Regions from separate parts of the Homo sapiens genome. Here region 2 is linked to region 1. A link is a contact called in ENCODE Hi-C data. All regions are on one chromosome and are shown on one strand. The core of a region is the stretch at or near the end of the contact, and the rest is flanking DNA. Distances in the headings are between cores, read along the strand shown. Region 1 holds the start of RBBP5 (RB binding protein 5, histone lysine methyltransferase complex subunit). Region 2 holds the start of MAPKAPK2 (MAPK activated protein kinase 2).

What was found. Hi-C counts contacts between places; a loop is a spot of excess contacts on that map. Pooled maps may share reads with other maps.
Region 2: a loop to region 1 is called in a pooled map, with 12 times the contacts of the local background. The contact joins the promoter of MAPKAPK2 here to the promoter of RBBP5 in region 1. A Hi-C loop is called at or near these places in 5 of 50 pooled maps.

What each region holds. Positions count from the first base shown.
Region 1 is chr1:205,119,536-205,126,791 of GRCh38, reverse strand. It overlaps RBBP5 (RB binding protein 5, histone lysine methyltransferase complex subunit), which reads left to right and starts at 4,814. Exons shown (of 14, transcript NM_005057.4): 1 at 4,814-4,937. The coding sequence starts at 4,919. RefSeq lists a silencer at 3,837-4,131 and enhancers at 4,493-4,712, 4,853-5,032, 6,196-6,754.
Region 2 is chr1:206,682,212-206,689,467 of GRCh38, reverse strand. MAPKAPK2 (MAPK activated protein kinase 2) reads right to left here and starts at 4,563. Exons shown (of 10, transcript NM_032960.4): 1 at 3,960-4,563. The coding sequence starts at 4,238. LOC124904495 (a long non-coding RNA gene) reads left to right here and starts at 4,662. Exons shown (of 3, transcript XR_007066833.1): 1 at 4,662-5,727; 2 at 5,925-6,117; 3 at 6,358-7,256. It overlaps LOC124904496 (a long non-coding RNA gene), which reads right to left. Exons shown (of 3, transcript XR_007066834.1): 3 at 6,480-6,561. RefSeq lists enhancers at 835-1,396, 1,397-1,958 and silencers at 3,298-3,387, 3,798-3,887, 3,898-3,947, 4,408-4,587.

The DNA of each region.
Region 1 (7,256 bases), core at 3,565-6,064:
GAGACTGAGGTGGGAGGATCACTTGAGCCCAGGAGTTCGAGACCAGCTTGGGCTACATAGGGAGACCCCCCCCCGCACCATCTCTAAAATATATATATATAGTTAAAAAAAGAATAATTAGTGTAAGAGATAACAATGGCTCATAAATTGTATTACTGTTGATCACTTATGATATAATCTGAAATCACAACGAACTGCTGAGGGTTTCGTACAAAAAAAGTTTAATTTTTATTTCCAAATAACTTTAAAAAGCTAGAACAGCTTTTAGATTTTGAGACGGCCATCTCAATATATTTGTTTATCTTCTGCAGAATGAATAAAAAGGATTATTTTTAATTTCTTAAGCCAGTCTGAGAGCCTCTGTCTCTGAAGCCAGTCTGAAAAAATCTTTGCATTAATTATACTGATTCATTTATTTTGCAAATATTTTACAAATACATATTAAAGCACCTGTATGCCCTTTCTTTTCTAGGCACAATGGCATATCTGTGAATAAAATTGACAAAGTACTTACCTTTAAGGAGCTTATACTCTCGTAAAAGGGAGACAATGAAGAAACAAATAAATGAATCAATGTATAATGGGACAAGCGGTGATAACTACCATGAAGGAAAATGAAGTAGGGGCCGGGTACAGTGGCTCACGCCTGTAATCCCAGCACTTTGGGAAGCTGAGGTGGGCAGATCACCTGAGGTCAGGAGTTCGAGACCAGCCTGGCCAACACGGCAAAATCCTGTCTCTACTAAAAATACAAAAATTAGCTGGGCATGGTGGGGCATGCCTGTAATCCCAGCTACTTGGGAGGCTGAGGCAGGAGAATTGCTTGAACTCAAGAGGCGGAGGTTGCAGTGAGTGGGGACTGCACCACTGCACTCCAGCTTGGGTGACAGAGCAAGACTCCGTCACACACACACACACACACACACACACACACACACACACACACACACAAATAAAGAGGGATTCAGGCAGAGGGAACAAAAGTGCTACATTCCTGCAGGAATAAAGTGCTTAGCAAGCTCATATAATAGCAAGGCAGTGCCAATGTGACTGGAAAAGAATGAGTTTCAGGCCGGGTGCGGTGGCTCACGCCTGTAATCCCAGCACTTTGGGAGGCCGAGGAGGGCGGATCACGAGGTCAGGAGATCGAGACCATCCTGGCTAACAAGGTGAAACCCCGTCTCTACTAAAAATACAAAAAATTAGCCAGACGCGATGGCGGGCACCTGTAGTCCCAGCTACTCGCGAGGCTGAGACAGAAGAATGGCGTGAACCCGCGAGGCAGAGCTTGCAGTGAGCCAAGATTGCGCCACTGCACTCCAGCCTGGGTGACAGAGCGAGACTCCGTCTCAAAAAAAAAAAAAAAAAAAAAAGAATGAGTTTCAGTAGAAGAGAGGTAGGTAGCAGGGGGGCCAATTAGCTGCTTATTGCTGATTTCATTATATGAATATATCAGGATATAGCCATTCTACAGTTTTTGATGTTTGGGCTATTTGTGATTTTTTTTTGCTATTATGAACAATGGTACTATGTCCATTGTACATGTTTCCTGGTGCACTTGTGCAAGAGTTTTTCTACAATATATACCTACAGGTAGAATTTCCTGGTCATAGTGTATAAAAATGTAAACAAGGTCATTTTTACTACATAACAAGAAATTGTTTTCCGACGTGGTTGTACTGATTCACATTCTCTTGAGAGAATTCTCTTACAAGAATTTTGGGTGCTCTTCTTTTAGTTTGTCAACTTTGTCGTTGTAAATATCTAATTGTGACTTAATTTGCATTTTACTGATTACTGATGAGATCTGGCGTTGTCAAATAGATCACTTCCCTTTTTTTGAAGTGCCATGGCTTGCTCTCTAATTTTTACAGGTTATTTAAACTTTCTTTTTTTTTTAAAAGAAAAAGGCCAGGCATGGTGACTCACCACCTGTAATGGCAGCACTTTGCGGGGCCGATGTGGGCAGACAGCTTGAGCCCAGGAGTTCGAGTCCAGCCTGGGCAACATGGTGAATCCCTGTCTACAAAAACTACAACAATTAGCTGGGCATGTTGGTGCCTGCCTATAGTCCCTGCTACTTGGGGGGACTGAGGTGGGAAAATCACTTGAGCCTGGAGGTTGAGCTGCAGTGAGCTGTGATCATGCCACTGCACTCCAGCCTGGACGACAGAGTGAGACTCTGTCTCAAAAAAAAAAAAAAAAAAGAAAAGAAAGAAAGAAAAGAAAAAAAAAGAAAGTCCAAATAGGATTGGAGGGGTAGAAAGGGAAAAAGAGGTGTGAGGAAAAAGGTGTACTGAAAATCCCTCAGTGGGCCGGGTGCTGAGTTGAGATTGCGCCACTGCACTCCAGCCCAGGCGACAAGAGCAAGACTCCCTCTCAAAAAAAAAAAAAAGAAAAGAAAAGAAAATTCCTCAGGGGTTTTCTAACACTATTTTTATTTTCATTTTATTTATTTATTTATTTTGAGATGAAGTCTTGCTGTTGCCCAGGCTGGAGTGCAATGGCATGATCTTGGCTCACTGCAAACTCCACCTCCTGGGTTCAAGCGATTCTCCTGCCTCAGCCTCCCTAGTAGCTGGGATTACAGACATGCGCCACCACACCTGGCTATTTTTTGTATTTTTGGTATAGACGGGGTGTCACCATGTTGGCCAGGCTGGTCTCGAACTCCTGACCTCGTGATACGCCTGGCCTCTGCCTCCCAAAGTGCTGGGATTACAGGTGTGAGCCACTGCACCTGGCCTCACTATTTTTATTTTTAACAGCTTTAATTTTAACTTCATTAGCTATATTAGCATCCAATCTGTAAAAATTATTACATTGGAATCAGGCGTGGTAGCTCACAGCTGTAATCTGTAATCCCTGCATTTGGGAGGCTGAGGCAGGAGGATTACTTGTGCCCAGGAATTTAAGGTTACAGTAGTGAGCTATGGTTTCGTCATTGCATTCCAGCCTGGGCAACAGAGTGAGACCATATCTCTAAATACATATATATATGATTACTTTGGATTTGAGAGTAGAGTCAGAGAATTTAGAGGAAACTAGGCTGTGGTTTTCACACGATATTTTTCCTTGTTGCTTTTGCCTTTATGCAAAGTTTTCCTTTGTCTTTGGAGAGTAGAAAAACTGTGGATTTTTTTTTTTTTGAGACAGAGTCTCACTCTGTTGTCCAGGCTGGAGTGCAATGGTGCGATCTTGGCTCACTGAAACCTCTGCCTCCCGGGTTCAAGCGATTCTCCTGCCTCAGCCTCCCGAGTAGCTGGGATAACAGGCATGAGCCACCACGCCCAACTAATTTTGTATTTTTAGTAGAGACAGTGTTTCTCCATATTGATCAGGCTGGTCTCGAACTCCCGACCTCAGGTGATCAGCCCGCCTCGGCCTCCCAAAGTGCTGGGATTACAGGCGTGAGCCACCGCACCCGGCTGCAAAAGACATACTTTATAAAGGTCCAAGGATAATGGAAATAGAAGACATTAATGTAATATGTTCTTGGGAACTAATTGGATACACCAAGTATTATCTTTGACTAGTTTCTGGACTTCTGCTTCATTCTGCAACCTGCAGCCAACTACCATGGTGTCCATCTATTATTAGGCGCTTTAAATAGCTCCTTAATTCACATTTACTCTCTTCAATCGATGTGTCAGACTGTGGGGGCCACTTAATTCCCATTCCAAATTCTTGGGAAAGGAATTTAATTGGGTTGAGCTTAGGTCAGGGGCTTACTGAAAGAGCAATCAACTGGGGCCCAGGGACAGGGTGCACTGTGTGAATGAGGCTGCTTTTTCTGCAAATTTGTCAAGTAGAGGCAGACTGGACTAGCTACATAATTTGCAGGGCCCTGGGCAACATGAAAATGCTGGGCTCCCTAGTTCAAAAGTTTCATTATTGTTTCCAAAAGTTTGCAATTGCAGACAATACTGCGATTAATAAACTTGTGTATGTGTATTTTTCCATTGTCGGAGACCTAGCCCGAGTACTATTTTCTGCAGCGAGCCTTTGACGTTGTTTCCTTTTTCTGATGAGCCACAGCATTTATAGTAGGAATTTGTTCATATAAAATTTGCTCTTTCGCTAGATACCAGTAACTGGACTTCTCTAATTGCTTTGGGTATTTCATTGGAGTTCTGTATGACTGAGCTCCGGGAAACTCAGTCCACCCCTCATTCCAATTCTTTTTCACAGTCTTTTTCACAGCGTCCCTGTCAACACTGTTTGGTAAAGGGTAAAACCTTAGATAATAAGGTTTTTATTATCTTAACACAGACAGGCCTAACATATGTTGTCGTACCTTTCTGTAGGATCAATAGCATATCTTTACAAATGAGAAATAATTTTCACGAGACCGAAACACCCTGCAACGCCACCTACATACAGGGTAAGTACGCGCCTTGGTGAGGTCAGCGGCGCTACACACCCGAGCACTAGGGGACGACCTTCCCTGGTTTCTTGCATTAGCAGGACTTGTCCGGAACCTTTCCTGCGGAGTCTGAGGTAGCCCGCCCGGACAACGCCGCTGAACACACAACAGGGCAAGAACTAGTAGGTTAACTGTATGCCTGGAATTTCTACCTCACCTACATGTTCCCGGAGCAAATAATCTTAAATTGTCGCGCTATTTAAAGTCCCTAGTGACGATAACATTGTTGTACCTCAGCAAAGATCATAATTAATTGTTTCCGAGAGAGTGTATGCTTGATTTTGGTCAGGCATATATTTGGGCAGCCCACCTGAAACGAACAAGGAAGGCGGGGGAAGAAAGCGGAAGCCGCGGGGCCTTCTAAGGCCGAAAGTCTTCGGAGCTTGCGCCAGTCTCTTCGCGGCGTCCACCACTTAGACGCAAGTTGCTGAAGCCGGCCGGGGAGAAGGTGTTGTTGCCGGAGCTGAGACCGGGCGGCCACAGTCCGCAGGGATGAACCTCGAGTTGCTGGGTGAGAAGGGCTGTGGCTGCGTTTTAGAGAAGCGTTGGGTACTGGAAAGGAGGGAACCCAGGCGGGAGGGGAGTCAGGCTGCAATCTTAGGGACACTGTTCGGCTATGGATCACTGGGCACACCTGATGTGGAGCAGCAGCGGGAGGAGGAAGCCCACCTTCTGCCCGAGTAGGTTGCATTGCCCCTCCCGAGGCCACTTTCATATCAATTATGGAGCGATGGGGACAGACAGTTTGTGACTTAGCTTTGATTATGAGGATCGCAGGTGTTGAAGTACCCAGAGCAGCCAGGACCAGAGTTGTTGGAGATGGAATTTGAAGAAGTGAGGCTTGGGATGAAGCTTTGAAGACTTGTCAGGGAATTGGGTGCCTGAACAGGTTAATCTTTTTGTAGAAAAGAGAAGTCTAAGGAGGGGACTTGGAGATCTTCTGGTAGAAGCTTCTCATTGAACAGATGAATAAAGGCTCAGAGGGTAATGGCTAGGCACTAAGCAAGTAAATGGCATAGTTGGCACTGGAATCCAATTATCCTAACTTTCTGTTTAAGGTCCTTTGCTAGGGACGGTGTGTAAAACACTGAGGTGTGAAATACGGAGGGAGTTGTCTTTTGTCGCCCTCACTTTGAGTCATTGCCTCCTTACCTCCTATCCAGATTATTTAAAAACTGTAGGTCCTTTCTCCTGGACTTCCATTAGGTGACATTTAGCATGGTATTCTAGGGGTAGCTGAGGTTTTCAAGGACTTCTGCACTACTTGCTGTTCCTAATGGTTAGGTTTCTCTTTTAAAAAAGTCAGAAGATATGTTAATTGTCAAAAGGGCTACAAAGATACATAAAAAATGGTCTTTGCCCTTAAAGAGCTTTTCATTAAGCAGGGAGTTTAAGGTGATTATGTAAAATAGCTGTAGGATATTGCAGAATGTAGGCAGGCCTGAAAGAGTCATTACCAGTTGCTAAGAATGTTTGGAACAGAGAGTGAATGTCTTTGGGGTAAAGGAAGAAGTCAACCAGGAAAAACAAACCCCCCAAACCTGTGGAGGAGTTGGAGTTTTAAGTGGACTTTTTTTTTTTTTTTTAAGACAGCCTCGCGCCGTCGCCTAGGCTGGAGTGCAGTGGCACAGTCTTGGCTCACTGCAACCTCTGTCTCCTGGGTTCGAGTGATTCTCGTGCCTCAGCCTCCTGAGTAGCTGGTACTACAGGTGCGCACTGCCATGCCTGGCTAATTTTTGTATGTTTAGCAGAGATGGGGTTTCACTGTGTTGGCCAGGCTGGTCTCAAACTCCTGGCCCCAAGCAATCCACTCACCTCAGCCTCCCAAAGTGTCCGGCCTTAAGTGGATTTTTAAGGTTGGTAAAATATCAACAGGCTGAAGTATGAAAATATGGGAGGGATGTTCAGTAGGCATCAGTGAGAGAAGACCTAAAGAATTTTCCTGCTTGGCCAGGTTGTGGATAAAGAGAATGCCAGGGGATGGGATCGGTGCCATCTATTTTGTGTTGGTTCTCGAATGCCTAGCTCAAAAGTTTGGGCTTTTTAGGGAAGGTAGGGTAGATCCATTGAAGGATTTTGACTTAGTAACTCAATCAGAGCTATGAGTTTGTAAGGTTTGTCTGACAGCAATGTGGAGTTGAGTTTTGGAGGAGTGTAAAACCAGTTTGGAGGGGTAGATTATATGAGTGATGAGGAAGGCCTGAGCTAGGAAATAGAAAAGACATTGAGGAGGTAGGGATGACAAATTTGAGAATAGATTGCATATAGTGCTGATGAGTAAGAGAGTGACGTGAAAAATGGTGAGAGCAAATAATGATGCTGTTGATAAAGTGTAAGGTCATTGGAAAAAGACAGCTTTGGAGAAGCTGAATGTGGTCTAGGGGTCAGGAGACAGGTTTGGATTTATGGGAGAGATTTGTATTCTTTCAGATGGGCTCATTGAAACCTTGTGAATAGAGGACATGATCTAGAGAAAAAGTGGGAGGGGGAGAAAAGAAAATTGCCAAGCACACAATCTGTAGTTAGAGGTTAAGAGGAGGAATAAGTGGAGATAATAAGTTAGCTAACGGTTATAAAGTACTTTCTCTGAGCTAGGCAGATTTTCAAGTGCCTTCCATGTATTAATCTATGTAGAGGAAGAAGAGAGTACAGATTGGTGTGGCGTCTTCATAGAAGCCAATCAGAGCAGTTGAGTCTGAGGGCTGAGAATGGGTTGCTCTGTTTAGTCCTTTGGCAGCTTGGGACTCCTCAGCAGCTGGAACAGAAACCAGATTACAATGATTTTAGAATGGTGTGGGAGACAAGGGCAAAAGGTTGACGCTTACTTGTA
Region 2 (7,256 bases), core at 3,314-5,813, 1.6 Mb before region 1:
TTGGGACACTGCCTCTCACCTAGCCACACTAACTGTCTTGCCCTCCACAGGTACACAGTATGAGGTGTGTTGGAAAGGAGATGGTGCCTGTACTGTGGGGATGTGGGAGCTCTGGCATTTCCCTCCAACAGCATCCAGAATAATCATGAGAGGCTCCAATCATCTCCCCTTCACCAGAACAAAGGAAGCCACATCGCAGTGGCACTTCCATGACCTAGGGAGAGAGGAATGCTGGAGAAAGGAAAGGAAAAGAAACTACAGGACCTTGTTTTCTCTAATCCACGCAATGGAAAGATACACAGAGATAAGTTACGACAACATTCTATATTTTATAAAGCAGTAACATGCTTCACCTAATCAGAGTTGCACAGCAGAGAACAACGATACAGTCTTTAATTAAATTTGTTGAGCTAACACCTAAGGGTCACCATGACACAGTGAAGCGGCAAGCAGCTGAGGAACCCTCCCGGGGAATACAACTAATTAATACACAAGTGGGTTGAGACTAGGTGTCCTTATCAAAGAAGTAATACAGGCCGGGCGCGGTAGCTCACACCTGTAATCCCAGCACTTAGGCAGGCTGAGGCAGGCAGATCACGAGGTCAGGAGATCAAGACCATCCTGAATAACACAGTGAAACCCCATCTCTACTAAAAATACAAAAAATTAGCCGGGCATGGTGACGGGCGCCTGTAGTCCCAGCTACTCAGGAGGCTGAGGCAGAATGGCGTGGACCTGGGAAGCAGAGCTTGCAGTGAGCCAAGATCGTGCTACTGCACTCTAACCTGGGCGACAGAGCAACACTCTGTCTCAAAAAAAATAAAAATAAAAATAATAGAATTCCCATGTTCTTGTACAAAAAATAGTAAGTAAGGTGCCTATCAAATACTCTCTTAAAAGGGGGAGGGAGTGGTTAAAAAAATGCATGAAGCTACTGTTGAAGTTCCCCTCCAACTTTGGGGACTGTTCTCAGGAGCAGCAAATACCCATCCAGCCCCCTTCGCTGACCTCCCCTCTTGTCAGTCAGGGCCTGAGGTGACAGAACAGCTCCTCAGGCTGGAAGCACCCTGGAGCAGCAGGTGGCCATGTGCCTGAGCCCGTGGCTCAGTTAGGAAGTAAGTGGGAAGAAGCCTGAGACTGGGAGTCAGGCAACCTGGGTTCCAATCCTGCCTCTGCCAAGTGAATGGCTATGGTACCTTGAACAAGTCACTCCCTCACTCTGGGCCTTGGTTTTCTCTTCTGCAAAATAAGGGGGCTGGACAAAATGACCTTTCAAGTCCCTTGCAACTCTGACTGGAAGCATGACTCAGAACTTAGCAAAAGCAGCCAGGAGAGATGGTGAGGTGAGGTCAAAGCACCCACCAAAAGCATTTAAATGGGAGCTCTCTGAGGTGGAGGGAGAGAAGCAGCAGGGTGAGCTGGGACTCTTTTTCAAATGCTGATTTCACTTAACAGGGCTAAGAGGTCACCGACTATAGGCAGAGAGGAGAGCATCTAAGCAGCTGCCAGCTCCCATCAACTCTCAGGGCTGCAACATAGCAGACTTCTGAACCCCAGCAGAGGCTGGGCTCCTGCCCTCCAGCTCTGCCCTAGCCCCCAGCATTGGCCTCGGCACACTGTAGAATAGAGGTCTCCTCCCCTTTTCTCAGGCACCTTCCCAAGGGGGTAATCCCTCTTGCCCCACTCCATCTTCCTCTCCTGCTTTATAATCACTAGACTTCTGGTTTTGAAAACCATTTCACTACTCAGCACCTGAGGTTAATCAAAATTCAAGATCTAGAAATCTCTTTGGTGTGTGTCTCTGGAACAGCGTTCTTTGAACCAGATTCCCCCCACAGCTGTAATTATGTCTCAGCCAATATTTGGATATGGAAGTGCTGTTAACACTGCTGTCAGTCTCCAAATGCCTTGTCTCTCCTTTCTTCCTCCATTATTAAGTTTTAACACAAAGACGTGTGTGGGAAATCCACAATTTAACAGTTGAGTCAACTTAAAAGATCTGGGAGCAGGCTGCCTGTCAAAACAGACTGACTTCACTCTTCGCCCACTTCTAACCTGAGAGGGATAAACTATGAGTGTTATTTAACACGCTGCTGGATTTTTCCTTCCAAAACTATTCAAAGTAGAAAAATATGTAAACCTCTCTCTCGTTAGTTACAAGAGAAATCTGAATTGCCACTCAAAAGCATTTTATAGGATGATTTTGTGCGTGTGTCTATTAAACAGAATACAGAGCAGAAGTTGGGAGCTTTTGTTCTGAAGTCTTTACATAATATTCCAAATATCCAAGAGAATGAACAGCCAGTGTCCCCAAACTACTAATGGGTGAAGGCAGATGGTGTCTCAGAGGGGACAGCAAACACTCCTGTAAAGACCGTCTGTCACTTCCTCAATGATACAGGTTAACTGTGGTCAAACTGTATTCACCCAACTCCAGTCCCCAAGGTCAGAGCCATGCTCAATCCAAACAACTCCTCCTCCTCCTTTCCCTTCAGTTATGAGTAGGGAAAGAGAAGTCTAAGACACAAATGTTGAAGTGTTGAAGATACTTATCCCCTCTCCAACAGTCAACACTAAACAACAACCGAGATCCCAGAGCAATAACTTACAGTAGAAAGCAAAGCACTGTAACAGGGTTGAGTATGAGAGCAGCAGGAAAACAATTCTAGAGGCCTTAAAATCTAGAAATGGAACATGCTTGCCCCGTACAACCCCGAAGTACTGGTGTTTCTTTTAAAACATCTGATCGTATATTCCAATAGTTCCACCCATACCACATTTCTGAGTTTTGTACTTGACAACTGAAATACAGCTCGCTGTGGGGGCTGAAGGGGAAGAGAAAAATATAACACAGGAAGTATTTTTCTCCTCCTCCAATCATTGAGACACCCCAGGGGAAACAGACCTGAGGCGTCACCTTTAGAGATTGGTTTGACCTGAAACCCCTGTGAGAGGAAAACCTTGTTGGTGACCCTGCAAGACCGGCTCACACTTCACTGCGGACCCACCCATCTCATGAGACCTCCCAGTCCATTGTGTTTAACTTCTGAAGTCGATATTCTCACTTGAATCCTTATTCTCCCCACCACCACACCCCTTAAAGAAAGAAAAGGGATGGGCTCCCCCGGCTCAAGGATAATGTTTCCTCAGACTGCCCATCACGGCGCGAGTCCAGGACAGCAAGTGGCCCTCTCTAGGAGGCGGAATCAGCACGGGCCCGGCCGCGGGTTACAGACTCTGTTCACAATGATCAGCCGGGCCGCGGACACCGCCGGCCTCTCCCCGGAGCCGCCCCGCGCGGGCGTGGGAGGGGGCCAGCTGAGGGGGCCAGCTCCGGGATCCAAATAATCCCGCCCCCGCAGCCGGGGGACACCCAGGACCCTCCCGCCGCACACCTCCTGCCCGGCGCGCCCCAAGGCGGCCCGGCTGCCCTCGCGAGGCTCGGGGAAGTGAAATCACACATTCCGGCTCCCAAATAAGGAGCGAGGCTAAATAAACCTCTGCGATCCGACTTCTCCAAACCAACCGACCAACCGGCTCAATGAGTAATGGGCCTTTTGTGCCCGCAGAGAGAGAAAAAGGAGGGAGGAGAGGACGGGGAACCACCAACCCCAAAATCACTTCCTTGAGATGGAGTGAAATTAGCAGAAGTCCCGAAGCCAACCGTTCTGACTCGGCTGGATCCCGCTCAAACCCCAAAATGGCAGGGTCCCCTGAGTCCCCAGGAGCGGGTCCCAGGGCTCCCGCCCGGGAGCGGCCGGAAGCGGTCAGGGAGGCGAGGGCGCTGGGACCCGCCGCCCGCGCCGCACTCGGCACCGCCGGCCCGGCCGCCCCGCCCCGCCCCGCCGCGGCCACCCCTCCGCCCCGCGCCGCGACCCAGGCCGGGACGGGCACCCGACGCCGTGGAGCTCCAGGGCCCGGGACCGGCCCCGCCTCCCCTCCCCGGGCCCCAGACCTACTTTGAGGGCGAATTTCTCCTGGGTCCTCTTGTTGAAGATCTGCAAAACTTTGCCGTTGATGCCCAGCCCCAGGACCTGGCTGGTGACCTTGTAGTCATCGATGATGGCGTTCTTCTTGATCTGCAGGCCGGACTTGACGTGGAACTGCGGGAACTGCTGCGGGGGCGGCGGCGGCGGCTGCGCCGGGGGGTGCGGCAGGGCAGGGGTGGGGGGCTGCGGCGGCGGGGCCGGGGCGGGGAACGGCACCGGCGGGCTCTGGCCCTGGGAGTTGGACAGCATGGTGCCCGGGGACGCCGGGGCACAGGCGGGGGTGCCCGCGGCCGCCCCCTCCTCCGGCTCCGGGCCCCCTCCCCGCCGCCCCCCGACGGGCTGCGAAGTTCGCTCCGGGCTGGAGCCGGCTTCCCCGACCCGGCCCGGCTCCAGGCTCGGCGGGTCGCGGGGCTCCGTGGGTCCCACCGCGCGCCGCTGGCTCCCACCGGCCCGGCGCCCTCCCTCCCTCCCCCCGGGGGCCTGGCGCTCTGGGGACCGCGGGGCGGCGGGGGCCCGGCCGGGGGGAAGCGGCCGCGCGACAATGTACCCAGCCCCGGGCCGGCGGCCGCGTCACAGCCTCGTCTGCGTCCGGGGCCGGTCCTTAAAGGGGAGGGGCGGGGGGCGGGGCCTGGGGAGGCGTGGCGTGGGGGGAGGGGCGGGCCTTAAAGGGGAGGACGCGCGGTGCCGGGAGCTGGGAGGATCGCGGAGTAGGCTGGGGGCTGCTGCCTCGCGGACAGTGAGAGGGGACAGGGAGAGGGGACGAAGAAATGCTAGTTCTTAACCAAGGCTATGCAAAGGGAGAGGGGAGGCGTGTCAAAGGAGCTGCATAATTCAGATGGAAAATCCACTCCTCTCCAATTGTCTGGGCTTCTTAGCGGCAGCGAATTGGGAGAGGGGTGTATTTCCAAGGACAGGGATGGCTTGTAGGTATCCAGCTAGATGAGACCTCGTGGGGGTGGGGGGGAGCTGGAATCACAGGGGTCATTCATCCCAGGAAAAGGTGTGAGCCAAAGGCGGGCGTATTAAATATTTCCCTAACTTCAACATTTTCCTCTGAGGTTTTTTGCATCTCTTTTCTCATTAATTTATTGTTTTTCAGTAAAGACGTATTATTGTGTAACCAGGAGCACTTTAGTAATTATACCTTTGAACATGTTTTCCTGTAAATAAACTAAAAAGGATACAGGGTGGGAAGAGGATGGGTTGAGATTGGGGCCACCTGAATTCCCGCCATCCTTTGCCACGGATTGGCTGTGTGAGGCTGAGCAAGCCTTGCACCTCTCTCTCCGTGGGAAGAACAGCGAGACCTTTTCAAAGGTTGTGGGCAGAGTCAAAGGAGATAATGAAACTGAAGGGGAGGCCCTGGGGAATGGCTTCTGATTTCCGATGTGGAAAAATTAATCCGTAAGAAGTGGGTTAGCCCCGTGTATCTCAGGAAAAGCCCAGGGATCTAGCTGGACCCTGCATAGAAGCTGCCAGGAGGCCTCCACACACATTCTGATGGGGTTCGAGATGACCAAGTACATTCCTGCCGACCTCCTCCCACCTCTGACTGGCAGAACATTTGAGAAATGGCAAGCAACCCAGACAGGTGAACACAAAACCTCAGCTTAAGTCTTGGTAAGGCCAGTTAGAGAATGAGGCTTGACCTATGGCCACACATGCCCCCTAATAGGTCCCCCAAAACTCCAGAGAGAAGACAACACCCCCAGAAGTGGCCACTGGGGATAGAACTTAGGTAGGTAAGGGACAAGTGCAAATGTCTCTTCCCTCATTCACCTTTCCCAGAAGATGCTTGTGGAGGCAGGAATGAGGGGGAGGAGTGAGGGGTGGGAGTTACCCTCCCAACACTGTCCTTTCCTGGGGCAGGTAGGGCTCTGTGGACCAAGGAGAGACATGTTTCCCCCGACACAAACATATGCTCTTCTCAAGCAGCATCTGCTTAGCTCCATGTACAAGGTGCCGTGCTCAGCCCTGCAGCGGTGGATGGTGTTATCTGATGGGGAAGAAGACAGATAACAGTGGCACAGAGAGGATGGCAGACACCTTCCTAGGAGCCCGAAGCACAGGGATTCTCTTCTGTCTACAGCAGCCAGCAGCTTCCTCCCGAGTCTACAGGATAGATACGGTTAGACAGCTCCCCAGATGCCCCTGACTCTTCAAAGACAAAGACACTATCTAAGGCCACGGGGATAGGAAAACATCTTCACTCCACTACTTCTATAGCACTGCTATCACCTCCCCGAAGCACACACAGGAGATGCCCAAGGACAAGAGGAACGCAGGGGTGGGAAGGTGGAAGGCTCCAACTGCTCAGGCTCTGGTGGGGCTGCTCTGGAGTCTGAGTTGGTCTTTTTTTTCTTTGCAGAGTCACTGGAAGCTCCCTATGGCTTGGTGTTGAGGTATCACCTGCTTTTCTCCACAAAGCTAGAAAGAGAATAACTTCCTTCTGCCTTTTCAGAGGCAGCAAGGCACAGTGGTAAGATGACAGGATCTAGAGACAAATGAGCTGAAGCCAAGACTGTCCTCCAACTGGGTTACCTTGAGCAAGACATGTAACATCTCTCAGCATCTGAAAAAGAAAAGAAAAAAACAACAAAATCTACTTTCGGGGCTGAGAGAGAATAAAATGAAATAGTAATTATGAGAACACATCCTAAAGCATAAACTATACATTATCATGAAATATTAAATATCACCATTATTTAGACATTGCTGGCTTGCTCCTCTGCTCTGTGCTCATGGCCTACGGATCTATTCCTGATATCAAAGCTGCTTTCCTACCTAGCTGGAGCTCCAGGGAGATGGTGAGGCCCAATGATCTAGGAATAACAGGACAACTGAATTCCCACCTGAGAGTCCTCCCGGAGCTGCAAGAGCCAAATAGGCCTAGGGGGCACACAGGGACTCTGAGGGTACATACATAGTGGATAGAGATTATATGAACTGCACACACAGCACCAGAAAACACACACATATATGAACACAACACATGAGCACAATGTGCCATGTAACAGAATAAACGCCTAGTGGATGAATAATTGAGGAGTAAGATGTGCTAAATGCAGAAGCACTGGCCAAGAGATCCTGAGTCTTAAGTTCCATTCTGATACTGACTCGCTATGTAACCTCATGAGAGCCCCTTGCTCTCTCAGTTCCTTCCTTCTCATCTGCAAAATAGTGACAATAACATCTGCCTTGCCTACTTTGTAGGGCTTGTGCAAGGATAAAATAAAAACTTTCCTACAGGAAGCAGTCCAAAGTCCT